4 separate regions of the Mus musculus genome follow, and all the other regions are linked to region 1. A link is a loop called in an ENCODE intact Hi-C map of the cell type or tissue named here. Cell type or tissue: heart. All regions are shown on one strand. Links, peaks and the distances in the headings refer to the core of each region. The heading gives the core; the rest is flanking DNA. Region 1 holds the start of Dzank1 (double zinc ribbon and ankyrin repeat domains 1). Region 2 has its middle 39 kb from the start of Gm46768. Region 3 holds the start of Pet117 (PET117 homolog). Region 4 holds the start of Smim26 (small integral membrane protein 26).

Region 1 (7,476 bases), core at 1,697-6,696:
AGACATGAGTTTTAGGCTAGCCTAGTAGTCTACAGAGTGAGTTTCTGAACAGTCAAGGCTATACGGAGAAACTCTGTCTCAGGGGAAAAATTATTTTATTTCTTATATATGGATATTTTGCTAGCATATATATCTGTGCACCATTTGTAAACAATGCTCATGGAGGCCAAAAGAGAGCACTGAATCCCTGGTATTGAAGTTACAGCCAGGTGCAAATCATCTTGTATGTGGGTACTGGAAACTCAGGCCTTCGTAAGAGTAGCAAACGCTCTTAACCTGGGGGAAGAAGAGACAGCTCAGCAGTTAAGAAGAGCACTAAGAGTTCTTACACAGGACTGGGGTTCAGTGCTCAGTACCCACATGCAGCTATCAACAGTCTAACTTCAGTTCCAGGAGATCAGTGTCCTCTTGTGGTCTTTGTGGGTACCAGGCATGCATGCAGTGCAGGGACAATACATGCATGCAAAACACTCACACACAATAAATAAAAAGAAATCATTTTTAAAAAGTTGTTTTAGGATAATATATATATATCCATATTGATTCTAAATAAGTCCCAATTATATAAAATATGGATAGATACAATTAAAATAGAATTTGTACTGATAAAAATTTAGTCCAGATAAAGTATAAACATGAATATTCAACAGTATACTAAGTTAAACTATAGTTATTAATGACATTTACTAACATGTACAATTTAATTGTGAATGGAGAATTAGGCAAAAAGGTTAACCAGTGAACAAAAGGTCTCCTGTAGTGGTATTTTTTATAATGAAGCAAAATAAGATAAATCATGTTCTATCGTGCTTTTGAACCTCCTTGGACCTGGGCATCCTGAGAATCCAGATGCATGTACCACTGAACTTGCAGAAGTTATATATAACTATAACCAAGAGGGGGCCCTACTGCATATTAAGAATGTAAAATAGGTTTACTTACTGGATAAACTGCAGTGCCCTCCCTTCTTCATGAAACGGCAACATGGGATCACAAAATTCAATTCAGAGGTCCCCATCTGTCCTTTATTCAGGCTATTCTGGCCACTCACTAAACACCTGTACTGCACCATTTTAGGATAGCTGTTTGTTTTGGTTTGGTTTTTTTTTTTTTTCTAATTATTTTTATTTTTAATTGTATGTCTACAAGAGCAGGTGCATGGGGAGGCCAGTCCAGAGTCAGAATTGGAATTCCAGATGTGAGCCACCCTGACTGGAATTGAACCCAAGCAGCAAGTGCTCTTAACCACTGAGCCATCCCTCCAGTCCAGGATAGCTGTTTAAATGGACAATCTGTTGTCGAATTACAGAACAGGGGGCTGAGCATACCGTGTGAGCTAAGTGAATATTCTACCTCTGAGCTCCACTCCAAACTCTCAAGGGGAAGCACAGGTGACGACAGCACTGGCTGGCTGGCACTAAGCGAGAAACAAGGTGCATGCACACTCAGAAAAGGGACTGTGGCCCAACCTGGGGGCGCCAGGTCTCTTCCTGGAGATAGCAGCAGAGCTGAGTCCTGAAGAATAGCAAGGAGTGTTTCTACACAGAAAAAGGAAGCCCAGAAATCCAACTTCTCTTCTTTGGGTGAAAAGATAAGTCACTGGCCCACTGTTTGCTTTTTTATTAATAAAATTTCGTCAGAAAAAAAGCCACATCTATCTATTTATGCTTCATTGTTCATGGCTCATGACTGCTTCTTGTTAAAATGACAAATGATACAGTTGTGACAGAAACTAGATGGGCCACAAAAGTTATTTTATTTACTACTTCATAGAGAAGTTTGCCAATTCTGAGCCACGAAGGTAAAGACAAAGGTGTAATAAAAGATTCGACTATCCCTATAATCTCTGCATCTAGAGCCTTGAAGTATAACACAAGGCTAGAAGTTTAAAAAACAAAACAAACAAACAAACAAAAACACAGTAATTCAGAAGAGGCCTAGTGTAAGACTAACTAATAAAACCAAACTAAAGAGTCCTTGGGAAAAAGGCATATAATGGTTTGTGAAAGAAGAGCGACATAGGGGATTTAAAGTATGTGGTAGGACATTTTTCAAATGCTGCAAGAGAGGCATTTGGGCTCTAGGCTCTTGGGCTTCAATGAAACTCTACTGCACTGTCTCTGAAGCTGAGGCTGTGCTTTATCCTAAAGACCCTCAGTGGGACTTCTTCCTGCTCTTGACAAGCTCAGAGTGACCCTGTGATCCCCAATCAATAGGCTATTGATAACTCACAAAAAACTCACAGTGGAAATATTTTATAGGGAATGGCTAGAAGCTAGCAGGAGGAAGTATAACAAGTTGAGAACAGACCACACCCACGTGTCTTTTTGTGTCACTGAAGCTAATAACAATTAGTTATAACAGAATTGCATGCAGTTCCCTCATCTTGTCAAATGGCAGGCAGATGAGTATTTTTTTCTTCCTATTCAGACATTCTGATCCTTTCCTTGGTTTGGAATCAAGCCACAAATTTTGGCCTTACAATTAGTATATTGGCTTACTAGAAAGGAGGCTTATTATGCGATTATTGCTCCGTGTAATTAAGGTGGGGGGAGAATTCTTGTACGTCTCCTGCAAGCTGGAGACTAGAGAAGGCCAGCGGCACAGATCAATGGCACAGACCGGATGCATTAACCTCGGTGATGGGAAGTCAATGGTATAGATGGGATCCGAAAGTCTAAGGACAGAGTGGTGAAGGCAGAAGGCTGGCCCTGGGGCTCAGAGTGGGCTGGGGCAAGTTCCTGTGTCCTCCATGTCTTTGGCTTAGGCTGATACTAAATTGGATGGTGCCCATTCACTGCCTACAGTCAGCACATCAGTTCAAATACCACATTCTAGAACATCCCAGAAACAGCAAACAGGCAGATATCTAGGATCTCAGAGCCCAGCCAAGCTGACACATAAGGTTAGCCATCACAACGATATGACAGGAAGCAATGAAAACCAGAATATACAACAAATTACATGAATTGGTTGACTTCACCTTACCATGGATAACAGTCTATTGATGGCCACTGCCCGCTGCTGGGCTTCAATGTGAGGCATTTCGTTCTGAATTACTTGATCTGTGATTCCATGAGGGAACTGGTGGCATAATTCTATAATTCTAGGAACAACGGTATAAATGGTTTATGTTTGCTTGCTTTTAAAGGCAAATAAGGAAGATACACGATAGTCAAGCTAAAAAGCTCAATGTTGTCAATGGGAATAAGTACAGCAAAGTGACTCCAAGGTCTGTGGGCAGAAAGCAAATAGAATATTCGGGGGTGGGGGTGGGGGGCAGCATAGTGATTCACCATAACTGGAGTCTTGAGAATTATCCCCTCCAAACAAACTGGAGGGATTAATTTGTTTGGAGGTGTAATAAACTTATTATCCACAATAATAATGTTGAGAAAGTCGTCTTTTAAATACATTATAACCTAGAAACACATGTGCACTACGGGAGTTAAGGCACTCACTGAACCTACTTGGCTCAATGGTCCTTTGTAATCACAAACTGAACCCTCATTTGGCCCCAACGTTCTCTTATAGAACTTCCCTTGGCAACCGGGCAATCCTGGATTCGAACACATGTCCAAGAACTACAGGGAAAATGCAGGTCTCTCTTCTGGCCCTGGCTGCTGTCACGTTCCAAGTGCTCTAATAGAATCCCGGAGAACCCAGTTCCACAACGTTTCAAGCTGTCCCGCTGCTCTAGAGCTTCTGAAGAGTTCTACTCTCCCTAATCGGGGCGGGGGGGTCGCCCAGACACCCGGCAACCCCGCTCCCGCGTGCTCGACCAGTCTACCCCAGCCTCTCCCCGCGGGACTGAGAGAGAAGGGGGTCCCGCTACCCAGCTGACTGCTCGCTTAGCGTCGGGAGCCTAGCTTTATTGCAGTACCTGTTTTCTATCTCCACCGGATCCGCGTCCGGCGGCTGCACCTTGACCTTCACCTCCGCCATGAGGGCAGTTTTCGAGACTAGAGGAAAAGTGGCCCCTCGGAGCGCGCTGGAAGTCTCGGGAACCGGTGGAGGCGCGCGCCGGGGACCGAGGCTTGAGAGAGAGGCGAGGGACCTTCTTCATCCGGTCGCGCTGGGCCTTCTTCATCGGATCGGCTTGGGGCGCCCGTGCTGTGCCTGCTCCGCCTTGCTCGGCAGGGTCGCCACAGCGACTCCCTTCCGTTGTCTCAAATTTCAGTGCTTGTCGGACAAGAGCCTCTGGCTCCAGTACGCACCCTTCAGCCTCTTCCAGCCGCCGAGAAGGCATATTCTTGGACACCTACAAGAAAGTGTCGCAGAAGGATCTGGAGGCGGGTACCAGACGGAGGCTGCAGCCAGAGACAAGGGCGGGGCTGGTTGCTAGGATGTCGATTTCCCTGCCAATCATCTGCTCGGCTCCCGATGGGCGGGGCGCGGTTCGCAGCGTCTGTGGAAACGCAAGCTGCAGCGGAGGAGCTGTGGTGAGACCGTGAGAAACCTGACAACGGGTTGGCGGCGGCGGTGCTGCGTCGGGGGTCCTTAATCTCTGTCCTTGAGGCTGGAGAAGGGTGAGGAGAAGGGCATCTCTCACTGGGTTGGGAGGGAATTAGGCATCTCTGACTGCCTCGCGAGGCCGAGGGCATGACGCAGGGTCTGGGTCCTGGTTTGGGCAGCGAGGAGATGGTTCAGGTGCAGGATGTTGGGAGATGCTGGTGGCATGACACTGACACCAGGCTGCGGTGTGGACCTAGCGAATCAGCCATCTCTGTCTCCTTCCTGTGAGGTCCAGTGACCACCCCAGGTTTCCAAGAGCAGCTAATAGCTAACCGTGAGCACTTCAGTCTCGAACCAACGGTGTTTATTTAGAATCTAGTTTTCAGCTATCTTTATTTTAGCTGACTCTCACTCGAAGGGAAATGTGAAGGTAGGCGAATCCCTCTACATCCAGCGTCATTTCTGAAGGGTCAGATACCTGTAGTTTTTATTCTTGGTCCTCAATCTGGAAGAATCCAAAAAGGCATTAAATTCGTCTTTTAATTCTAATTATCTCGCTTTCCAGAACAAGATATGTCAAAACGCAAACATGTTCACAGCAACATGATCAGAATTCCAACTACCATTTAAAAAAAAATGACCTCACCACTGAACAACAAATTGTTACATGAAAAATTGTAAGCCAGGCATGGTGTCTCATTCCTTTAATCCCAGCACTTGGGAGTCAGAAGCAGGTGGATCTCTGTGAGTTGGAGGCCAGCTTGGTCTACAGGTAGAGCTCCATAACAGCTAGGGCTGTTACACGGAGAAACCCTGTCTCGGGGGAGCGGGGGGCGAAATGAGGATGCAAAATGTTGATTATAAAAGTGAGATGAATATGTACATTATAATTGAATAATAATGTAGCCACAATCGTTGAAGCTACAGTGCAAGTTGCAAATACTGGATTAAGAGGACTCCTCCCCACCTCAAAGAAAAGACCCATAAGGTTTCTGCCCTGCTAGTTATTTACAAAATAGCAGAGCTAATAGGAAATGATGGTTGTGGGTTTATATCCATGTCAACTTCCTTTCTATTGAGAGCTGATGCTCTGCAGTCTTTGCAGTATATTTTCCAAAATACAATACACTGCAGTGGTTTGCAAAGGTGAGACTGTGGGGGGTTAGAACCTCTTTTAAGATTTGGCTCTAAGTAATTCATGCTACGTGCAGAGTTACCTGCTCCCCTTATGTAATGAGTTGCCTTGAAGTCAGGAGAGTGAGTGTGTGTGTGTGTGTGCATGTGCGCGCGCACTGGCTGAAGGCAGTGAAGAGTGAATGATCTCGAGGGAACTGAGCTCAGAGCGTTAGAGGTGGATTCTGCTCTGCCTCATCCGTGGACCTGCCCTTTTAAAGCAGCTCCAGCCTCCTAGCGAATTCATCTGTTTGTCTTTATTAGATGTAAAGTGTTTAGGTGAATATCCAACAGCAGACGTCAAGAGCAAGCATACAGCCAACGTGTAATAATTTCATTAATTAAACTGGGCGTTATCTGTAGGTGGCATATTAATTTAATGCTCTTCTGGCTTCAATGCATTTAAAATAAGTAGCACTCTGTTGTTTTCGTGTTTAGGCATAGGTTCATGATGGAAATTTTTAATCTATTTTTTTTCTATAAGGAGAAAACATGACTGCTGGCTCAGTGTGTGCCCCTCAGATCATACCACTGCGAGTGCCTCAACCTGGAAAAGCTAACCATGAAATTGATACCAATACTCTTTTGGAAATGAAATCCGGTAGGAAAGCCATGTATTTTGAATTATTTAGAAATAACATTGCCATAGTCTGTGTTCATGTGTTACTGACGGATCTCTTTGTATGTTTTCTATATTGGGGCTTTAGACGTTGGCAAATCTTCCACATGTTGAAAATGTTGTTCTTTGATGGTTTGTAGAGTGGTATGTATGTGTTTGTTTTTCATGAGACACGCTCTTATGTAGTAGCCAAGATCAGCCTTGAAATCAATATATAGCCCAGCTGAACATGAATTTGCAGCAATCCTCCTGTTTCAGCCAGGAGACAAACAGGTTGGTAGTGGCAACACCCTCTTGATTCACCTGAGTCAAGGTTAGATATCCAGTTGTGTTCCCAACCTTTCTCAGGATGCTTATTATTTTTCTGAAATAATACATTTGACCTGCAAATACAGATCTTCCATTATGAACAGTTAGATATTGAATTTCAGTTTGACAACCTTGCTGGCCCTGGGCACCTTAGTTAATATTTCTGAGTGTCAGTGCCCTCATGCTAAGATGGGCAACCATACCTACCACCTGTAGCCGCTTGGAGGATTAAATGAGTGACTGTATACTGTTATATATCCATTGCCATATTGAGTGGGTATTATATCTGAGGCATGCAAGATTTAGCTCATAAAAAACTTAACTATTAAATCTGTTATATGCTTATATATAATCAATCTAAAGAATTTTCATAAATAAGATATATAAAAATATTTGTATTGTGATGTTTAGATTCCAATTATATATGTATCTATTTAATTTTGATAGTTTTAAATATATAAAAATTATTTATCAGCATTTGTAGAGCTACTTCTGGGCTCCTTAATCAAAGATTTTTGAAGAATAAGCTATATATTATAGCATGTTCTCTTTTATCTGAAAGGCTAGTGTGTTTAATAACTTAAGCATATGAACTTATAACTCTTAGGAGAAGTAGGGCTATTATTGAAATGTGATTATATGAATGATAGGGGTTTCTATATTCTCTAATATTTAAATGTCAAATAAAGAGTTCCCACAGTGCAGTACTAAAGAGAATAATAAGCCAATGGGCAGAAGAGGTGGTTATGTGGAACATGCCCCTAAAGCCAACATTGGGGAGGCCAAGACAGAACTGTGAATCTGAGCCAATCTGTGCTGCCTAATGAGACCCTTTGGGGTACTCGAAATAGAGGCAAAAATGTGTACTTATGGAGATAAAAGGAGAGAATTTGATTCAACATCGTGTCTATTAGCTTATA
Region 2 (7,476 bases), core at 1,334-6,333, 68 kb after region 1:
AACAGGAAGACATGTAAATAGTCACCCGTGAAAACTCGACCACTACACATTACAGGAGGAAATATAAAATGGCCCAGCCACAGAATAGTACAGTGACTCCTCCAAAAAAGACAGCATGGTCCACCATGCTCCTCAGAATGTATCTGCAAAGCAGGAAGAGCAGTAACTTGTGCAGGTCTGCGTTCACTTGTGTGAATAGCACTATCATTCACACTATATTCACACTGGTGTGAATAGCACTATCATTCACACTATATTCACACTGGTGTGAATAGCACTATCATTCACACTATATTCACACTGGTGTGAATAGCACTATCATTCACACTATATTCACACTGGTGTGAATAGCACTATCATTCACCCTGCTGAGGGATCTGTGGAGACTATACCAGTGACCTGTGTCTCCTCAAACCTCCACTCACCTATTTAACCATACATCCACGAAGCCTACCCACACCCGTTATTATTACGATATTTACAAAATGACATGTTCTCCTTTCCTTTTCCATCAGAAATTCATTAATTAGAATTCTGTAGGAACAGCTGTCCCATCTTCCTGTTTATTGACTTCAATTATTTATTTATGTCCAGATGGGTCCTTACCTTATCTTTGGGGTTACAATATGACATTATCATTTTGTTTTCTGCTGTTCAAATCATTGCAGCTTTAAACATTGGTTTGGGGTTACCTTTGTCTTAACTAATAAATGTGGTGCAAGTAACACTGTATGGCAAGCTTACATCCGAAGAATGCTAGACAGCTTTCACTCTTGGGAATCCTAAGATACCATCTATGAAGTCCCAACTACTCTCCAGAAGCAGGGGTTGGGGTTATGGTCAAGTACTACATACTATATGGAGAGGGTGAGACCAGGGGTCCTTGCTGGCCCCAGTCTTCAAGTGAACCCACGAAAGCATCAAAGATATTGAGAATATCATCTTGGTAATACTTAAATGACTACAGCTGAATAAATGAAGAAAACATTTTAACAAAAACATTTTCGTTTTAACAGACATGAATAAGCACTGAAGGAAAGTAGTAGCATGGCTGGGGCTCTGGAATTTTAACTAGGGTGATTAGAGAGACCTCTATAAGGTCACAGAATCTGAAGGATGTGAGGAGTAAGCATCTCAGACGAGAGGAGAGCCAGGACAAAGACCCTGATGCAAGACAGTCAGGCTGGCAAGGTAAAGAACAACAGATGCAGCTGATGCCAAGTGTCAGGATGGAGCAACAGAGATGAAGCCCAAATGTAAATGTGGTGCAGGGAGACCCAGCCTTATACAATACTCGTTTTAACTTTCATTAGGATGGGAAGCCACGGGGAAGGGTTTTGTAAATGGATGCCATAATTTGATTTATGGCTGAAAAGATCCTTGTGGTTTCTATCAGGGGAGGGGGGAACATAAGAGAATAAAAGAAGAGGACAAGAGATAGCAATGATCATTCCCGGACAATGGTGACACAGACCACAGAGGAAGCAGCAGGGGTTACAGGTCATTCGATTTCAGACTCGGCTGCCATAGACAGCTTGTAAAAAACAAGGAAGAATCAAGGATGACCTCAAGGACTTACGTCTGAACCTAAAAGGGCGTTGCCAGGGCCCTGCTCCCCTTTGAAGAATTAGCACAGGAGGGGAACTATCCAGAGAAATACGGAGAAGAGCAGGATCAAGTCAGATCCTTGACAAGGAAGTATCCTGGTGTGTAGACATGAAAGACCCCTGCTACAGTGTGAGAGTGGCAAGAGACGGACAGAAGATAGGATTCTAACTCACCGATTTAAGAGAGCACATGTAGGAATAGAGAGTGCCACAGCCAACCAAGTGCAAAGTGAGTCTGCAAAGACCACGGAAGCAAGGCAAATGCGGAGAGCCAGCTTGCATCAGCAGATCGAAGTTAGAGTTGTTAAGCATGGAACAGCAAGGCTCAGGGAAACAGGAGGAGGGACGCAGAAAGAGAAAGCCAGCACACAGAATTCCAGGTACTTCTCTCACCTGCCTTTAATCACAGATGTTATGGCTGGAGAGAAAAGCAGCGAAAAGCAGATTTCTTTAAACAACTGAGGAGGAGTCCATATGGATTAAATATTAAAACATATTAACAAGTTACTCATGTTGCTGGGTGTAACGACGAAATTGTACACATTAAAGTTGTGTGTCTTTTAAAATAAAATTGTGTGTGTGTGATGTCTACTGAAGTTATGTGCCAGGAAAGTAACTGAAAATTCCTTAAAACTATTCCAGCAGGACAAACTGTAAATGAGGATGGACAGAGGCTGGCTCCTGATGACCCCTGGGACTGAGCAGGATAAATGAGGGCTGAGGTAGAACACAGGAAATTAGTGGAGGTATAGCCTGCCTGAATAGACCCTGCAAAAACTGTCCTAGAGGAACCAGCTAGGGCTCTGACCTGCATCGGGACACCATGAAATACAAGATGTCCAAAGAGAGCAAAGGAAACATATTCCTGGTTCAGGGCGTAAAAGGGAAGGGCACCTGAAACTGGGCTGTCAGGAGCCCAAAGGTGCTGGGAGATGTAAGATGGTCCACTCTGCCAGTAGTGATGAGAGTCAATACTTCCTGGACTCTTAGAACATTCTAGAGACTGTTCCTGGCAGGCACGTTTTATTCTACTCTTCCAACAACTCAAAGTAGATACTACTGTCATTTTACACATGAGACTAGAGACACAATGAGATCAGGTCCCTGCTGAGGTGACAAAACTATGAAGTGACAGCTTGGGAAAACATGGCTGTGAAGACCAGAGTCCTTGGGGTTGTAAGGACTCCCAGTGTGTCCGCTTTAAGATGAATCATGATTAGTCACATGGCGACAAACTTGAATCTGGGTGGTAGATCTTTGGATTTTCCTATCTTTCTGGCTGTTTGGAACTTCTCCAAAATAAGACATTAAAATTCCATTTAAAATCCTAGACTTCTTGTAGTCACCTAAGTCTTTGGATGCTTTGAAAACCTTGAGCATGGGAGGTGGTGGCACACATCTTTTACTCCCAGGACTTGGGAGACAGAAGCAGGTGGATCTCTGAGTTCAAGGTCAGCCTTGTTACAGAGCAAATTTCAGGAGAGTCGGGGCTACACAAAGAAACCAGGTTTCAAAAAACAAAACAAAACAAAACACCTTGAGGAATGGGCCCTAGTTTGACTGCCTCCTCTCCAAGGCTCTAACTTGGGAGAAGGGGGCACTAAACTGAGTACCTAAAATCAGGCCAATATAGACACCTGGACACCTCAGCAAAGTTGGGGGGTGGTAGTACCCGAAGACCATCAGCTCCCCAAACCACCCAAAAATCCAGAGGCAGTCCCACCCCGCCACCTAGTAAGTATCAAACCTTAAAAGTTTCCTCACTCAAGCCTCACCTACATGGGGACTTATATTATGAGCGATCTCTACCAATGCTGGGATTTCAACCAATCCTGAACCTGTCCCCACCCACAAGAACCCTAACACAGAAGGGTCGAGCCTTGCATCCATCTATCCCTGGGGTTCGCAGCTGAAGCTAACACAACGCCCTCAGAGATGCGTGTCCATCTCACAAGAAAACACACCCGCACCTGCGTTCCCTCAACTTCCAGCTTCCAGTAGCACTCACCAAAGGACAAGGGATGCTCCAGCCTCCAGCTGGGGAGCACCTCCCACCCCTGTGCCCAGCAGGCACCAGGACTACACTACCCAGAGGGCTCCAGGCACAAGAAACATGCTTCCCAGCATGCCCCGCGACACCAGTTGTGCTCGAAAGGCGTGTAGCTCCCGTTGACCTCTGATCAGTCCCTTTCTGGGACGCCTGCTTTGCTTAAATGGAGAGTGGTTGCTGCGGCATCTGGATGCCCTCTCCTTCCTAAAATCGCGTTCATAAAACACATTTAAAACATAAACTCTCCTGCCACTGCCCGAGGAGCTGCACTCCCCGTGACCCCTGCAGAGATTTCCGCATCCGGTGCCAAATGACACCCCTTTCCTCCTCCAAACACAAACACACTGGCCGGCGGAAGTGGCGACCCATAGATGCTTCTTGGTTACTAAATGGATGAACAGCACTTTGGGGGATTTTCAGGGCCTTGGGCTGGGAGCCTGCAAGGGTTTGAAGCCAGTACAATATATATTTTAGGCAAAAGCTCCGAGAATGAGTTACAGGCACAGCTCTCCTTTTACTTTTTTCTTTTGAACCGCTAAGTTGCCCAAAAGCACCTTAACACTGAAGGGCTGTCAAACCCAGGAATTTTTCATCCTGGGATTCTTGTAGTCTCTAAGTCTTTGGATGCTTTGAAAAACGTTGATGAGTGTGTCCCAGCTTGACTGACTCCTCTCCAAAGCTCAGGGAAGAATAAACTGAGACCCTAAGATTGGGCCAACATGGCCACATCACCCCAGAGAAACCTGGGCTTTTTTGTGGTCATCCCCTGTACTCCTCAGGCTGGCCGTGATCTTCCCGCATCAGCCATGAGTAGCTGCGGTGCACAGCCAGCTCAGTCATCCTGAGCTGTGGACAAGTGCAGGATCAGATTGAGCAGAGCTGTGCACAGCATAGCGGTTCTCACTGAGTTCATGACCGTGCCTCTGGATTTCACTGAGAAACCATGAAGGCTGTGGGTGCTTGCTCAGAAAGGAACTGTATGGAAGAATAATGTTGGAGAACTGGCTGCTCTAACAGATGACCTCAGTTGGAATCCCAGCACCAGTTCACAACCGTCTGTAACTAACTGGACATGATAATCCCACAGATTTGAGGAGAAAGACCACTGACACAAATCATCATGGCCAAAGCAAAAAATAAAAAATAAAATAAAATAATTAATGCAAGCTTTTTTTTAAATTCAGGAACATGGGCTGTATTTCCATAAAAGTAGGGTTCAAAAGATCAGCATTGGAGATAAGAAAGATAAAGGTTTTTATAGCTCAGGAATAGGGGACTTCCTGTAGGCAAGTAGGCAGGGTTACAGAAGCAGAAAAAGTTGGTCACAACAACCTTCTGAAGCAAAGACATGGTTGCATGGTGGTCATAACAAGGTATTCATGACAAACCCGTCATACAACAGGTGGTCATAGCAACCTGCTGAGACAAAGGCATCTTTGCTGATTCCTACAACAGGCAGTACAGAACCACTTGAAGTTCAGGTTACCAGCAGGGCATAGCCCCAACTCTGAGAAACAGAAATCTAGTCATAAATAGGAATGACCCTAGTTAGTTTTTCCTATCAGATGGCTTGCAAGCCTAAGATGGAGGCAGGTTACTTTCTCAGACACTGCTTTAAATCACAACATTTTTGTTTATTCTTCTCATGATCTTGATGCTCAGACAAGTCCTTATATAACAGATAGTTTGTGAGAATCAATAAGGCCATAGATGAATATGAAACTTGAAATGATTTAGGCTTAAATGGTTTGTTATTCTTTCCCTGGGTACTTTCAGTAGAGTATTCTACAAAAGAAAAAGATAGCTACAATTGCCATGATTCACCAAAAAATCAAGTTAGTTGAGGGGTGGGGTGGGTAAAGATACAGCTTAAACAGTAGAGTCGAAGCCTGGTATAACCGTTACTTTTCTGTTGCTGTTATAAAAAAAAATAACATGACCAACAGCAACTTCAGGAAGAACGAGCTGCTTTGGTTTGTGGCTCCAGAGGGTTAGAATCATCGTGGTGTGAAGGCACACCATGGCTGCAGAAGCAGGGAGCTGGGTCAGTGGTTGAAAAATGGTAATGGTGTGTGATTCATACTGATGTCTGCTTGGACATACATCATGAATGTTTCAGCTATCAGTATTCTATCTTCTTGTAAAACCTTTTAACATAATTGTGCTAAATTGTAGACATATTTATAGTCTTTATACCCAACCAGTCCGTGTCCTTGTGCTGGCGTGTCCTTATGCTGGTGGAATTGCTTGCACATGCCTCAGAAGTGTGCTTTGCCTTATTGATATCTGAGACACACTTTATTATATGCTATGCTATATTTATATAAGATACATTTTTAGGATGTATGAAATTTACTCTGTTTTGACCCCTTCTGACTTGATGTATCCATGTCAAATACAATCGTGGCACAATGTCATCCTGGGAGAGAGGATGGAGTTTTTCCCTGAGAAATGGGCTTTGCCATTATTGGTTTAGTGTGCCTACACTTTTTGGTGAGATATCAAATAATTTAATTATCTCCTGTCGATGCCCATGGAAGTGGAGACTTCCCAGGGGCTGGGTATCTGTTTCCATGGTTCTATGCCCTTCTTTCTTTCTTAGTGTTGAATGCATGAATTTAGTAGGATACAGGTTTTGCTTTGTTTGTGATAGACTGAACACAGAGATTCCTTCCACAAATGTCCATGCTTAGCCAATTAGCTGTACCCTGAATCTCCACAGGATACATTTGAAACAATGTCTCTAAACGTGGCAATCATGGCACATGCAATTGGAACAGAAAAGCTCTTGAGACCCAGGCTGCCAAGTTGCTGGACAAAGGGATTCTATTAAGACATTTATAGGCTGAGCAGTGGCTGTGTATGTAGGTCGTTACTTCCTGTTGTACTTGGATAACTGCCTCTGAATAGTTAGTTCAAGAGCAAGCCATTAGGTTCTCACAGAAGCATAAACTCAACTGTTGGATTTTCTTTTACATGACTTGGTTTGGTTGACTAGGAAGTTGCAGAATTCTCTACATACATTTTGTTATTTTCCTCGTTGTTCCCAATTGCTGCTGTTAACAACACACACGACAACAGCAACAACTCATTAGTTGAAACCCCAAATGATTCTTCATCAAAAGAAGATTGGAATGAGCAACAGAAGTGTAGAATTCCTGTGAGAAGCACAATGAACCCACAGGGAGCATGAAATGAAGGCTGGCTGGCTGGTACGTGCTCAAACTGTTGTTCAGGAAAAACCCAAAGAAAGGACAGCAAGTGGCCCTTATTTCAGTCACAGCAGTCCTTGCTTGTCAAATAATTAAGCAAATGTGTCCCCTTCTGCTATATCTGTTAAGAGTCAGGAACTCTGAACAGTCCCTGGAAGCCAGAGTTTTGCGGGATCTAATTCAGTAAATTTTTTTCTCACCTCCAAACAGAGTCCTCTGTAACTAATCTCATAGCCATTCTATGGATCCAGAGTGCCAGGTTTCAATTCTTAATGAAAACAGTCTCCTGGTTTATAGAACAACACGAACATTCCAGAAATCCTTTTCAGCTCTGTGTGAGGTGAACACAACCCTTTCTTAAGTCCTAGTAGCTTTTGCTTTATAATAAGAGCATAAGAATACTTTTCACAAAGGCCATAATTCTGATATCAAATTCACTGCATTAAATGGTTCTATTAATGGGAAACAATTTTTATGAAAGTCCTTAACCCAAGTTGGGGGGAAAATAACAGAAATAAATACACAGGCATAAATAGGTTAGGTAGGACTTACAGAAACTTTACCTAAGCCCCGAGCTCACCTTCCAGCCTCACCTTTCCCAAGTGGT
Region 3 (7,476 bases), core at 1,335-6,334, 160 kb after region 1:
AGTACATTTTTAACGGAAACTTCATGAGATTATTTTTATTCTTTAAATTCTATTTTATGTGTGTGGGTATTCTGTTGACAAGTTATGCAGGTACAGTGTTTGTAGAAACCAGAAGAGGGTGACCCATACCTTGGAACTGGAGTTACAGAGAGCTGTGACTCACCACATGGGTGCTGGGAATAGACCCCAGTTCCTCTGCAGGAGCAACTAGTGCCATCTCTCCAGTTTCTATATCCTTTTTTCTTTCTTTTTTGGAGACAGCATCTTTCTATGTAATACTGACTGTCCTAGCTCTCATGATATAGACCAGGCTGGCCTCAAACTCACAGAGATCTATCTCTGCTTCCCACCTATCTCTATTTTTAAAGGCTGGCCTAACAAAGAACCTGAATCAACCTAATTGGCCACCAACAGATGAATGGATAATGAAAATTTAGTGTGTGTATACACACACACACAAACACACACACACACACACGATAGATTACCATGCAGCTTTAAAGAAAAATAAAGTTTAAAAATCTGTAGAAAAATGAATAGAATTAGAATATATAATATTGAACAAGGTCACACACTCTCAGAAAGAAACTGCAGTTCTCTCTCATATGCAGAATCTAAGCAATGTTATTTGTAAATACAGAAATGAAGGTGCATGTGGGTACAGCATATCATGAAGAAAAGAGAACAAGAAAAGCTATATATAAGGAGATGAGGAAGGACTGGACGAGAATGGATACAAACTATGAAAGGGAATATAAGCTGATTGTTTTTCTGGGTCTAAATCTGTCATGGGTTTTTTGGGGTTGGTGGTGGGTAAGTGTATAAAAGCGAATTCAGTACTGAAAGTGGAGCTCCAGAGCTTCCGTTCTGAATGAACACCTACCTCTCCTAACCATACAGAAGGGCTGGAGGTAGGGCTCAGGAGAGAAGTGCTCATTCTTGCATGACATAACTTCAGTTTCCACAGAGGCTCACAAGTGGCTGTAACTCTGGACCAAAGGGATGTGATGACCTTGTCTAACCTCCACAGGCACCAGATATGCATGAGTGCTCGCACATGCATGCAAACCCTCTTAAATATAAAACAATAAAAATAAATAAAGCACATGTGAACGTTTACTGTGCAGTTCACTGAGTTGTACAGACTTTGAGTCTCATTAATTTTGATGTGTGATGTTTTTATTTATTTGCAAGGGGTTTGTGTTTTTACAATAAAGTCTACTCAAAATAAATAAATAAATAGATAAATAAATAAATACTCACCTAGTTCTTACTGAGCCTCTCCCAGGCCTACAGCTACATTTGCTACACCAGTGGAGTTGGGAAATGTAAGAGTGAGGGCTCAGGTCCAGCATGGTGGTACATTAGTTCTAGAATTTAGGAGGTAGTAGCAGGCAGATCTCTCTGAGCTCTGAGCCAGCCAAGACAACACAGAAAGACTTTGTCTTAACATAAGCCGCCAGTGAGCAGCTCTTTCACAGCCTCTGCTTCAGTTCCTACTTCCAGATTATCACCTCAATTGCTTTCATTGATGAACTGTGATATGGAGCTGGAAGTTGACCCCTTTCCACCCCAAGGTGCATTTAGTCATGGTGCTTTGTCATAGCAATAGGAAACCCTAACTAACACAGCTCTTTACTAACCTAACTCTAGCATCTGGAGCCTTGATTCCTGTAGAATCATTAACACTCCTCAACTTACCATAGGACCATACCTGGAAAACCTCATGATAAACTGAAAATAATAAAGGTGTTCTGACATGATACCACTGAACATCAGCATTCCGGGGCTCCCTGGGGTCTGAGGTTTGTTTTGCTGCCTGGCATTTTGAAAGAATCCTACCATTGATCCTGAGCCTGGGAAAATACCAAAATTCAATATTCAAAGAAAGTTTCACTAAATACAAACGATACTGCTTTCCTAAAAACCAAGTTAACCGGGGCTGGAGAGATGGCTCAGTGGTTAAAAGCACTAACTGCTCTTCCGAAGGTCCTGAGTTCAAATCCCAGCAACCACATGGTGGCTCACAACCATCTGTAACAAGATCTGACACCCTCTTCTGGAGTGTCTGAAGACAGCTACAGTGTACTTACATATAATAAATAAATAAATCTTTAAAAAAAAAACACCCAAACACATACATAAAACCAAGTTAACCATCTTTAAGTTAGGAACCATCTGTAATTGATGTCTACTAAGTTCCTTTGAGAGTTAAAGACAATGTCTGTAAAGTGAAAAACACTGTGTCTGGTGTGGGTAGACAGAAAACAAGCCATTATTTCCTTTACTGCCACCTTGAAGTTTTCAAGACATCTACCTTCCTCGATGTTACAGTAAGTCGCTAATGAATAGCTACTGGACAGCTTATTTTGGTCAGTATGTCTTGGTCACTAACTTCCAAGAAATAACTAGATCTTTGCACACTTCCATTCTCTAACTGTGATTCTCAACCGTTTCATTAAAGCCTTTGGCGTGCCTTTTGGAACACAGCTGAGTCTCCATGCTCCAGAGATCTGATTTAATTGGTCTGCTCATACTGTAAAAACTTCTCAGGGGAACAGAGTTTGAAACAAAACTGATAGCAAACGCTGTCTCCAAAACACATCAGGAGGACACAGACACCCTGTCTTCCAAGTTTAATTAGAACCACCATCTTTTCCTTTTCCTCCCAAGAAGGAAGTTTCTTGCTTCTACTCCAGAAGATATCCCTGGGGAACCATATTTTAATCCCAAATCTTTAATTCCTTGTGTGCTTCTCCATCACTGCACATCGACCCTGCTCCTCAAAATGGTTCTGAATTTGCAAGCCTAGTTTCATTGCAATTCCTAGTTTGTGAATACAAAGGTCGATGGTCTGGTGACTCTTGAGGCTTTCAGTAACTTCTGCCCATGGCAAATCCGATTCAAACCAAATAACTGTAAAGGTATTGCTTGAAAGGGCAAATACCAAGTACTGGCCAGCACAGTGTGGCACCATTATAAAAAGAACAATCTCGAGAGGTTATAATTAACTATGTGTTCTCAGTGTGCTCAGCGCACTAGCCAGCGTTGCAAACTGGAATGAGGAAGAGTCGGTTAGTCGCTGATTAATAAGCCAGTTATTCTCCGAAAGAAAGCCATTAAAAGAAAACGTGAAGGGCGCTCGCTACCTTTTATCCTTTCCAGAACCTAAGTCCAGTAGCAAAATGTTTTGTTAATGCAAGTTGCAAAAATCTCAAGTTTCTTTAGCCAAAGGCACTGGGGGGTGTGCTGGGTGTGAGCTGCTTTATCTCCGGATTTAACAATTCCTGGGTAAGGCTTTGTGGGCTGTGCTGCCCCCAGGGCCTCGAGCTCACCCTAGCAACTCTCTAACTCTGGACTACACCCCTGCCCCGAGGCTTCCGCCCCAGTCTCCCGCCTCGTGGCTGGGGGAGAGAAGTCGGCGTCCTGAACGCGCCCTTGCAGCCCGCCCGGCCCGCCACGCGCGCAGGGACAGCTGCGGGCTCGGCGCCCCGGAAGACGCGGTCACGTGACACCGACCTGCCGGTCCTGCCGCTGCTTCAGATGCACGCCGGCCACCGTGGCCGCCGTCAGCAGCACCGAGAGGCCCAGCACTGCCTTCGAACTCCTCGACATTCCCGCTCCCGGCCGCGGACTCGCTCCCGCGCCCGCCCCCGCCGCCGCCACAGCCGCCGCCGCCGCCGCAGCCGCAACGGGCCAGGCTCGACCTCTCGAGCGCAGAGCCGTTGCAAGTGCTATCGTCGCCAGGCTCTAGCAATCGAGCGCCGAGCGTAACCCCTGGCCCGCTTCGCTGCTTCTTGGGAGTGGCTGCCTGGGGCCCTGGCTTTCCTATTTGGGGACCGCCTTCACCAGGAAGTCGCAGTGCTGGGCTGCTTTGGAGTCGCGAGGGTGGGGTTGGGAGTGCCAGTGGAGTATGTACGGAGGACATCTGGTCGCTATGGGGCGACTGATCAGACCCTAAATTTTCTTAGAGTCTAAAAGCTGGGTGGTTGGTTTTTTGACAAGGTATTGCTGTGCAGCTCAAACTAGCTTCAAACTCGCAATCCTGCCTCAGCCTCGGCTACACCTTGTTGCCTACTAAACTTCTGTTGGGAAATGCACTGGGTCAGGCAAGGATCCGGACATGTTTAGCTCCTGTAATCTTAAGAAATGGCGTTGCCCGGCGTGGTGGCTCACGCCTTTAATCCCACCACTCCCGAGGCAGAGGCAGGCGGATTTCTGAGTTCGAGTCCTGCCTGGTCTACAAAGTGAGTTCCAGGACAACCAGGGCTATACAGAGAAACCCTGTCTCAAAAAACCAAAAGAAAAAAAAAATGTCGTTGATGCCCTTGGAGCCTTTCAGGAATGCTTGTAAGATCCTTGTGTCAGAGTAGTTCACAAGAGGCTAAGGATGGTGTCATTTGCACTTACCCCTTAAATTAAAAAAGAGACTTGGCTTCCCAGAACTTTTAAGTATTTGTGATGCCAATGAAGAATGGCATATCAGTAAATCACTCTTACCCAGGAAAGTACACATTCAAAGCTGCTGCTGAAAACCGATAGACAACAATGATAAGGCTCATTCAGGCCTTGATTAGGTATTCCCAGTGTTTCCCCAACATTCACTTCGTCTCAGTATGCTTTGCTCTTTCGTTCTCTGTTAAGTGAACCCAAACGGCATGAAGAAAATACTATTATGAACAGTTAGCATACTGCATTGGTTATATCTTTGGTTTTTTTTTTTTAATTAATTTTTTTGGTGTTTTTTGTTTGTTTCTTTGTTTGTTTGTTTTGACAGGGCTTCTCTGTGTAGCCCTGACTGTCCTGGAACTCACTTTGTAGACCAGGCTGGCCTCAAACTCAGAAATCCGCCTGCCTCTGCCTCCTGAGTGCTGGGATTAAAGGCATGCGACACCACGCCCGACTTTAATTTATTTTTTAAAGAATCTAGGTTTATTTATTTTTAAAGATTTATTTTATGTATATGAATACACTGTAGCTGTACAGATGGTTGTGAACCTTCATGTGGTTGTTGGAAATTGAATTTAGGACCTCTGCTTGCGCCAGCACAAAGATTTATTTATTATTATACACACCAGAAAAGGATATCAGATCTCATTTCGTGTGGTTGTGAGCCACCATGTGGTTTCTGGGATTTGAACATAGGACCTTTGGAAGAGCAGTCAGTGCTCTTACCTGTTGAACCATCTCACCAGCCCAGGTTATATCTTTGAATGTGAAAATAGAGTTTGGGACCAGTGACTTTTAGAATGAGAAGAGATTCAAGTTATTTTTGCATATTTCCCTAAGGAAAAATCATGCCACAATACTTTTTATTTATGATAACCCCAGACTTTTCATCCAGTAAATCAGCGAGTGTAACAGCTATGAATGGCCTTGGAATGACACCAGAAGTATAAATGACCATGCATTCTATTGTGATTAATTTTCCAATTTGTCTTCTTTAAATGTATTTTGTTTTTAAAAATCTCTTATGCTAGGCAGTTGTGGTATACACCTTTAATCCCAGCCCTGGGGAAGCAGAGGTAGGCAGAACTCTGAGTTCGAGGCCAGCCTCGTCTACAGAGCTAGTTCCAGGATGGCCAGGACTACACACAGAAACAATGTCTCAAGAGGAGGAGGAGGAGGAGGCAGCTGTAAGTGTTGTGTCTAAAGTGTAGGCCAATGATTACAAACCAAAGCAAGATGTTTTTTATAATTATTATTACTTACCTTAGTAGCTGAATGACTGTGTGCCATCAGATCCTGAAAAGCAACTTATTTATTTACTTTAAAATAGTTGCTAGAACATCTAGTTTGGGTGTATTTTTAGGAGTGGGCACTGTAATTAAAGAAAATAGTTTACTGGGCAATTGGAAACGTCTACTAAGTAAGTCTTATTTTTCCCTCTTTTATGCCAAGGTCTTTCAGAGAAAGCATCACTGATGACCACATATTATTTACCATGTTCAGTTAACTCTTACATTTAAGTTACACCTGAAGTGCTAGGAAGGCTTGTGACAGGACAAGAAGAGGCTCCTCCATCTTGTACTCTTGCTGAGGCCACTTTGGTTTAACTAGGATTTGATCTGCTTGATGAAGAATCCTGTGGAAAATTACCCAACTCCATTCTATACCCATCTGTCTTAGTCAGGGTTTCTATTCCTGCACAAACATCATGACTAAGAAGCAAGTTGGGAAGAAAAGGATTTATTTAGCTTATACTTCCACATTGCTGTTCATCACCAAAGGAAGTCAAGGACTTGGAACTCAAGCAGGTCAGGAAGCAGGAGCTGATGCAGAGACCATGGAGGGATGTTACTTATTGGCTTGCTTCCCCTGGCTTGCTCGCTTTGCTTTCTTATAGAACCCAGGACTACCAGCCCAAGGATGGCACCACCCACAATAGGCCCTACCCGGCTTGATCACTAATTGAGAAAATGCCTTAGAGCTGGATCTCATGAAGGCATTTCCTCAAGGGAGGCTCCTTTTTCTGTGACAACTCCAGTTTGTGTCAAGTTGACACACAAAACTAGCCAGTACACCATCCCAAGGTCCATATGCCCTACCTAACTTATCTTAGCTTCTGTTAAACTGCCTGCTTGTGCAAACCTCAGACTTGCAGCTGCCAAGTGAGGTATCAAGATGTATGGTCTTTGTCTTTAAAACCCTTACCCTAATACCAAGAACAGGTCCAGCTGGCTGGAATAAAGACTTTGATTTGCCTATAAACTGTCTGAGTGATCATCTCTGGTGGGTTCCCTTAGGCTCATCCCAAGGACCACATCGCTCAAAGGAGAAGCAGCAATAGGCAACAGTGAGAGTCCTTTTTACCAACTGTGGCCAACCGGAAAGAAGGAGGAGAGAGTACCCCAAACATCATCGGGGCGCTCCACTTCAGAGTGACAGGACTCACACATTTTAAGTATTGATACAGTTTAAGGATAAGAAGAGACAGCCTCTCTTCAGTCCTTAAACTTGCCCATCCGCCTTTGCATGCCCTGCTGCTGTTTTGCTGCTGCTGGCTGCTGTGCCCGAACTCCACCATGGACCAGTGCCCCATACCTACCTTGCTGGAACATGGCAACTTCTCTCAGGTCCTGTTTAACAATGTGGAGAAGTTCTATGTTCCTAAAGGAGATATCACGTGAGATATACCCTCACTGAAAAGTTCATCCCTCGACCCAAGGACTGGATCGGCATCTTTAAAGTAGGGTGGAAGACCACTCAGGAGTATTATACCTTCATGTGGGCTCCCTTGCCAAAAGACCAAAACAAGGATTCAGCCACACAGCAGGAAATCCAATTCAAAGCTTATTACCTTCCCAAGGATGTGGAGTGCTACCAGTTCTGCTATGTGGATGAAGATGGTTTGGTCCGGGGAACAAGTGTCCCTTTCCAGTTCTGTCCAGACCCTGACGAGGACATAATTGTTGTTATCAATATGGAAAAGGTAGAAGAGATGGAACTGCTCAGTGAGGAGCTTTACCAAGAAAA
Region 4 (7,476 bases), core at 778-5,777, 67 kb before region 1:
CAGACACCCCCAGACTGAAGTTAGAGATTGTTGTGAGCCCCCATGTGGGTGCTGGGAATTGAACCCAGGTCCTCTAGAAGAGCAGACAGTGCTCTTAACCATTGAGCCATCTTTCCAGCCCCTTATGCTCTTACAGTATTCTATTGCCCCATGAGAGTAGAAGTCTAGCAGTTTATCCTAGACTTCTGTCCTGCTCTGTCCTGCCAGACGCCCCACTCCCTTAGCTCTCGCCCTTCCGTGTCTGTAAAATCTCTAAAGATGGGAGATGTTTTGTAAGGTACCTGCTGCTGGTTTCCTGAGTGCTGAGGACTTAACCAGTGCTCTGTTTACACTCAGAGAGCATTCTACTAGAGGCCCCCTCAGCTCACCCACCTCTCCCATGCTTCCCTTCCTGTCTTAGGCTGATTCTTGCTCATTCAGCTCGATGCCTACCACACTGTTCTAATATAAATATATTCAATTAGTATCAACTGGCTCTTGGCCTGGGAAAAAAATATCTCAACCGTTGGGATTCTTATCCTACCATCCACCCCTATGCCTTGCAGTGTCTCAAATATCTATGAGTGAAAACCACTACTCAGCTGGGCGTGGTGGCCCACGCCTTTAATCCCAGCACTTGGGAGGCAGAGGCAGGCGAATTTCTGAGTTCGAGGCCAGCCTGGTCTACAGAGTGAGTTCCAGGACAGCCAGGGCTACACAGAGAAACCCTGTCTCGAAAAACCAGGGGGGGGGGAAACCCACTACTCAAGAGTGTGGGTATGGTGGCACGTGCCTTTAATTCCAGCACTTAGAAGAGAAGCAGAGCTTTTTGAAGCCAGCCTGATCTAAATACACATAGAGTTCCAGGACAGCCAGGGCTACATAGAAAAAGACTCTATCTCAAAGACACCAAAAAACAAAACAAAAACAAACAAACAAACAAAAACATTACATAAGGGTAGAGAGACGGCTGGCTCAGTGGTTCCGAGGTTCAATTCCCAGCACCCACATGGCAGCTCACTAGCTGTGATTCCAGTTCCAGAGGATTTGACAACCTCTTCTGATCTCTTTGGACACCAGTTAATCATGGCAAGCACGGACATACTCGTTCAGGCAAAAGTCCCAAAGAACAGGCCAAGTCTATCTAACTTCTAAGTTCTAATAGTCTAATTCCATAATAAGAAGTTATTATGTTATCCAGTACTCACGGGTGTCTGGTGGAGGGCTGCTTTGAATGCCCCATGAGACTGTACTCAATCTAACCTTACTGGGACAACTAAAGTACTATCTAATAGTAGCATGAAAATTAAGTTACATAAGCTATATGCCAGAAATTTAACTTACAGAAGCTGAATGTAATTTTCATTATCAGGGCCAGAGAAATCATTCCGTAAGTCACTGTGCTTGATGTTTGACAACACGAGTTTGGGTCCAACATAAAAACCCTGATGCAGAGGCATGTATTAACCCCAGCATTCCTAAAACAGAGGCCAAGAGAATCTCCTGAAAGCTTGCAGTACAACTAGCCTGGGGAACACAGCACAGCAGCAAAGAGAGATCCTCTTTCAAACAAAGTAGAAAGTTTAAGACTAGGATGAACATTTAAAGTTGGCCTCTGACCTCCACACTCATGTGTGGCATGCTCCTGCCCTCAGGTACAAACGTGTGCACATACTTTTTTTTTTTTCTTAAGATTTGCTTATATTGTTTTTAATGACATTCAGGTGTGTACATCTTCGAACAGAAACATGCACTGGAGTGCAGGTGCCCACGAGGGCCAAAGGCATCAGATACCAGTCTATGACTGTGCAAGATGACGGTGCTGAGAGCTGAACTCTGGTCCTCTGGAAGAGCAGCAAGTCCTCTTAACTGCTGAGCTAGTTCTCCAGACCCTAAGTAGATTTTTAAGAACTGAAATTTCAGAGCCTGTGAGATGGTTCAGCAAGTGCCTGATGACTTGAGTTTGATCCACACGGTGGAAGGAGACTCCTGGAAACTGTCCTCTGACCTCCATTCACACATGCAACATACACACATGCATCCGTGTGTGCTTTCTATCAGCTTTTCAGCCATGTGGACAGAGAAGACTACCTCTTGAATTATGTGTTCAGTACCTTCAAGAAGACACTGGTTGCACATTATTAATGCTTATATTTTATTAAATTAAATTAAATACATGAAATGGAAATCAAGGCATCTATCAAATACTGAGCCAAGTCCTTGTTTGCAGAATTCAGCAGCTGTTCACGCTTGCGGGCCAGGCCCACCAGTCCATGACTTCAGATAGGTCAGGAACCTTTGAGTGGCTGGGACAGAATTTTCTGAATACTTTAAAAATGATTTCACATAAAACCCTCCACCAAGCTCGACCGTTTCCGTTTCTAAATCAGAGTCTTCACTTGTAGAAAAAGGTGTTTCATTCCTTGAGCCATCCTCTTGACCTTCTTCACAGTCTTAAAGAAAAGAAAAGAACCTGAAATTATTAACTTAGACATCAGTCCTTAAAGCCTTGGACATAATAAACCAAAGTATGATTATGCCATCAGATGTCTATTGTTGTTATCTTTCTCCAAAAAGAAAAGGCAGAGAGAAAAAGAACAACCATGATGACCGTGTGAACTTTCAAACCACCTTCATGTCCAAGAATTTCCAGCAGTTTTTAACACCATGGCTTTATTGACATATACCTAACATACATTCAAACTCCTATTACAAGGTACAACTCAATGGTGTTTAGTCTATTCGGCTTGGGCAACCAGCACCGCAACCGATTTTAGAGGGACTTTCAGCCACTCAGAGTCACCTTCCATCCTCTCTATCACTCTGGTCTCAAGCGATTACACCAACTGACTTTCCAGTACCTTTGATTTCCAGCATGTTATTTGAAAGTTCAGGGAGTTTCACGCAACAACTGGGATAATTTTAATACTCCTTGGTTGCTGTTAAGACCTGAAACTGCTTGCTCGCCGCATGCGACAGTTTCAAGGAAATGAGCAGCACCCGGACTACTGTCCGAGGCTCTAGAATCCACCTAGCACGACACGGGTGAATTCACAAATTCTAGCTGAACATGTGGACAGACTTAGTCAATCAATAAATAAGGTTCAGATGATAATACTTATTAGCTCCTGGAGTCTTGCTCTTTGCAGAGTCCATCACCGCAAATTATCTAAGTACCCGCTTGCAGCAGTTTTGCTTAGTACCCCGGAGTTCAAGTACAGAAAGTCGCTTCGGTGACCAGGGGCAATGGGCGGGAAGCGGCGGCTGCAAGGACTGTCTTGCCAGGAAACCCTACCTGATACTTTCTGTTTCCGTGAAAGGAAAAACGCCGAGCCCAGCAGGGACCAGGCGCCAAGTGCGTAGACAAGGGACATTCGCCGGTACCAGAGAGAGGCCTTTTCAGCTCGCATGGCTCCATAGGAGAGGAGGAAGTCCTTCCAGATGTCTGCAACAACCAATAGGTCCTAAGCTACGTCCTACTCCGGCCGCGATGCATTTTGGGACTCGTAGTCCATAGTTAATCCCGGCAAGGACGAAGATTTTCATCAAGGAGACCATAGGTTAGGCGCTCAGCTGGCAGCTGACAACTGCACTGTGTACTATATGCTGGGGAGCAGATGGTGACTTGAAAATTCCTCACTTGCAAAGGTGTAATACCTGCCCTCCATTTGTCAGACAGTATTTGAAATGGTGTTTGCAACTCGCTTCTTTCCTATATACTTTTCTGGAACTCTAGGTTCAATTCTTTGAGGCTTCCTTGGTCCTTTCCCAATTACACCCTGTCGCCCACCATTCTGTCTTATCACCCTATTGGCTTTTATTCTTCCTCATAAAAAGGTGCAAGCCGGGCGTGGTGGCGCACGCCTTTAATCCCAGCACTCCGGAGGCAGAGGCAGGTGGATTTCTGAGTTCGAGGCCAGCCTGGTTTACAAAGTGAGTTCCAGGACAGCCAGGGCTATACAGAGAAACCCTGTCTTGGAAAACCAAAAATAAATAAATAGGTGCACACATCTTTAAAAAATAAAAATAAAAGCCTTAGATTCCATCGACCGCTTGTCTTAAAAAAAAAAAAAGATTTGTTTATTTATTTACTTTATGTGTGTGAATACACTGTAGCTGTACAGATGGTTGTGAGCCTTCATGTGGTTGTTGGGAATTGAATGTTAGGACCTCTGCTCACTCCAGTCGGCCGCTTGCTCCGGCCCAAAGATTTATTTATAAGTACACTGTAGCTGTCTTCTGATGCACCAGAAGAGGGCGTCAGATCTCATTACCAGTGGTTGTGAGCCACCACGTGGTTGCTGGGATTTGAACTCAAGGACCTTCAGAAGAGCAGTCAGTTCTCTTACCCACGGAGCCATCTTGCCAGGTCCAACCGCTTGTCCTATTCATACACTTCTTCCAAGAATAATTTGTCTGCACACCAGTAAACTAGACAATCTGCGAGCAAGCCTGAGGTGTTTCCCCAGAGAGGGCCGGGTAACCTACTTTGGCTATTTCAGCCTTCCTCGAACTTGACTTCTAAAGCAACTGACGCTACTGACCCTGCATGCTTCTCTGGTGGGTTCAAAACATTTTCTCTGTTATCTTTCCTTTTACATTTGTGTTTACCCTACAGAAATATATACCTGTATAACATTTAACTCAAAAGGGACTGTGTGTTTAAATATAAAAGCTCAAGTTATAAACCTAAAAGCAACCACATGCACACCTAAAAATCCTTGCCAACCTGGAATAGGCAAAGATTTCTTTGGGTATGAGAAACCACAGAAGGGAAGCTGATAACTGGACCTAAAACTCCCAGTTGAGGAAAATGGAAAATTTTAAAGTCAGAGGTTGACATCAGCCATCTTCCTTACTCACACTCCACCGAATTTTGTGACAAGACCGCTCACCTGTAGCTCGCTGACTCAGCTAGACTGGGGACCGGCCAGCTCCAGGGGCCCACTCCCCAGGACTGGGGCTACAGGTGCTCACCTCTGTGCCTGGCTTTTCATGAGGATGCTGGGGATCAGAACTCAGGTCTTCCTATTTGTAGATCAAACACTGTATCTACTGAGCCATCCTCCCAGCCCAGTTGAGCCATCGGAACTTACTGGTAAGAGCATATGTTAGAGCCTCTTTAAAAGCTGGCAGTTTTTCTTTTTCAAGATTTTTCTTTTTTATATGTATGTGTGAGACTGTATGCTACATATATGCGGGTGCATGTGGAGACCAGAAAAGGGCATCAGACACTACTGGAGCTGGACTTACAGGTGGTTAGGAGTATTCTGACATGGGTGCTGGGTTCTGAACCCAAGGTTCTCTTGAAGAATACCAAGTGCTCTTGACCTCTGAGCTCTCTCCAGCCCCTAAGGTTAAACATATAACAATCTTACAATCTATTCCATTCTACTCCACTCCTAGTTACTTCCTCAAGAGAAATGAAAAGCTGTTGTCTATGAGCCCTGTGTACAGTGTTCAGATACATTTTATTCACAGCAACAAAAGGAGAAACCACTCAAAAATCTGAGGAAACATCAGATTAAAAAGTAGTATACCAGTTGGCACTATGTAGGAATCTCAGATGGATTAGGGTAAATGGAAAACAAACAAGACAGAAGCCCTAAAAGTCAATGGATATATACAGGGAGAAGGCTGCCAGTGGTCTATGGCCAACACATAGGTTTCATCTAGCAAAACTGACTGAATTGTACACTTAACTGGGTGAAGATATTTTATGTAAAAGTCTATCTCAACGAAGCTCTAAGGAGCAGAATTATAATTGTATTATTTCGCACTTGCCTCTCTTCCCATTCTCATCAACTGTTTGATTTTAGTCTCTCTAGTCTCTGTTGTATACAAATCCAGACTGTCGGCTTGCTCGGTACCTCTAGTGTGTATGTATCCCCCAAGTTCCGTACAGTATTGAACTTATGAATGCTACACACAAGAAACAAACTTTCTCTTCCTCTAATTAAGTCGATGATTGCAAAACTATTCTCCCCAAAATACTGAGCCCTCCTCATCTGTTATTTCACTGAACACCCTGTTCTGGTTTAAGACTCACTTTTCTCTCCCATCCTTCCTGCCACTCAAGCCCTAGTTTGTTCCCCACCCACCCCCCACCCCCAGAACTGACAACTTCAGCCCCTGCCTGAGATAAATGAGAGCCATGCCTTGATTTCAAACACAGCTCAGAGTCTTCATGAGGTACACTAGATTCAGGGGTGCCCACTTAGCAAGCATTCAACTCTGCACCCCCACTGGAACCCAGGGGTGAGACTGTATAGCCACTGTCTGCTGCACCTCATCTTCCTGAGAGAATGCCTGGCCAAGACAGAGAGAACACCATATGCTTTCTTCTGTTAATTTGTATCTGAGAGAGAGGTCCAATGAGGACATATTAGTTCCAATCTCCTTACAGTCCTCTATAAGGTATGTCTCTACATCCAATTCATAATTCTCTTTCAGGCTCAACTTAGGACTCCTTTCCTTCCCTTTGGGGCTAGTGTGACTGCTGAGTAGGTAAAGACACATGCCAAGACTCAGGCCTGAGTTTGATTCCTGGGACCCACAACATAGGAGAACCACGCTCAGCATGTTGACCCCCAACCTCCTTGAACATGAATGTGCTCTTGCTCTCTCTCTCTCTCTCTCTCTCTCTCTCTCTCTCTCTCTCTCTCTCTCTCCCTCCCTCCCTCCCTCCTTCTCTCTCTCTCTCTCACACACACACACACACACACACACACAAAATGAGACAAAATCTGCATTAGTATTATTTTGGCCAATGCCGTCCTCACACAGATTTATTTCCTTTATGATCATTAAGACTTAAACAGGTAGCTAAAAATACATAACCTCTGATTTTATAGACTCTAAAACATTAAGGTACAAAAAGTAAGTAAACATCTACAATTAGCAGGACACTTATGACATATAATTTCATGTGGAGGAAAACAGACAGAGAGGAATACAAATAAATTACAACCTGAAGACGTATTATAGCCTGAAGACATACATATATAAAAATTCCTTGGGTTATTTATTAGAACCTCCCCGAAAGGTGAATGTTGCTAGGACGCTATCAACAACGTGAGCACAATCTGACAGCATTGTCTTCCACTTCCAGGCGGGGCCACCAGCTTAAGAGGCACTAGACACAGCCAGCTTCTTCAGGTGATCCATGAACACCTGTAGGCTGACATCGTCTGTCAGGATGGGCGCTCCAGTTTCCTGAAATACAACCAGAACGGCTTACTAATAATGAACTCAACAGCCACTTACCATTCCCAAGCTGCTCAGTGACTCATGCGGTCACCTTTGTCCTGCAGCACTCCGAGCTGATGCCACTCATCAGAAACATGTTTTCCTCTAAGCCTTTCCTGAGACCTGCCATCCCTGCCCACTGCTGAGATGAGTATAGAGCTCTCTATCCCACCCCTTCTCCAAGCCCTACAGACCAGACATTATCTGCAGCTTGTCTCCCTCCAAGGCCTACACACCAGCAGCCCCTCA

What was found. Peaks named below come from ENCODE experiments on the same cell type or tissue, not always from the same donor. Only the 100,000 strongest peaks of a DNase experiment are listed, where the experiment ranks them.
Region 2: a loop joins it to region 1, with 2.7 times the contacts of the local background. A loop is called at or near these places in 3 of 42 quality-filtered maps.
Region 3: it touches region 1 in a loop (2.6-fold over the local background); 4 of 42 quality-filtered maps call a loop at or near these places.
Region 4: a loop joins it to region 1, with 2.4 times the contacts of the local background. A loop is called at or near these places in 3 of 42 quality-filtered maps.

The regions. Positions count from the first base shown.
Region 1 is chr2:144,524,333-144,531,808 of GRCm38, reverse strand. Dzank1 (double zinc ribbon and ankyrin repeat domains 1) reads left to right here and starts at 4,395. Exons shown (of 21, transcript NM_172859.3): 1 at 4,395-4,529; 2 at 6,113-6,229. The coding sequence starts at 6,121. Polr3f (polymerase (RNA) III (DNA directed) polypeptide F) reads right to left here and starts at 4,064. Exons shown (of 9, transcript NM_029763.3): 1 at 3,884-4,064; 2 at 2,989-3,106. The coding sequence starts at 3,945. In heart, for the core only: no CTCF peak of the experiment used is centred there; a DNase peak (open chromatin) is centred at 4,318; H3K4me3 peaks cover 2,078 bases; H3K27ac peaks cover 955 bases; H3K27me3 peaks cover 1,393 bases.
Region 2 is chr2:144,455,540-144,463,015 of GRCm38, reverse strand. It overlaps the pseudogene Zfp133-ps. Among named protein-coding and RNA genes, the nearest start is that of Gm46768, 39 kb to the right of the region's middle. In heart, for the core only: no CTCF peak of the experiment used is centred there; a DNase peak (open chromatin) is centred at 3,725; H3K4me3 peaks cover 1,317 bases; H3K27ac peaks cover 1,084 bases; H3K27me3 peaks cover 1,012 bases.
Region 3 is chr2:144,365,201-144,372,676 of GRCm38, reverse strand. It overlaps Pet117 (PET117 homolog), which reads right to left and starts at 3,694. Exons shown (of 2, transcript NM_001164813.1): 1 at 3,520-3,694. The coding sequence starts at 3,615. Kat14 (lysine acetyltransferase 14) reads right to left here and starts at 3,642. Exons shown (of 11, transcript NM_181417.3): 1 at 3,520-3,642. It also overlaps the pseudogene Gm11701. In heart, for the core only: no CTCF peak of the experiment used is centred there; a DNase peak (open chromatin) is centred at 3,786; H3K4me3 peaks cover 2,248 bases; H3K27ac peaks cover 2,200 bases.
Region 4 is chr2:144,590,004-144,597,479 of GRCm38, reverse strand. Smim26 (small integral membrane protein 26) reads right to left here and starts at 3,415. Exons shown (of 2, transcript NM_001033297.3): 1 at 3,275-3,415; 2 at 2,114-2,432. The coding sequence starts at 3,389. The coding sequence ends at 2,224. It overlaps Sec23b (SEC23 homolog B, COPII coat complex component), which reads right to left. Exons shown (of 20, transcript NM_001252544.1): 20 at 6,727-7,194. The coding sequence ends at 7,105. In heart, for the core only: no CTCF peak of the experiment used is centred there; a DNase peak (open chromatin) is centred at 3,399; H3K4me3 peaks cover 1,293 bases; H3K27ac peaks cover 1,046 bases.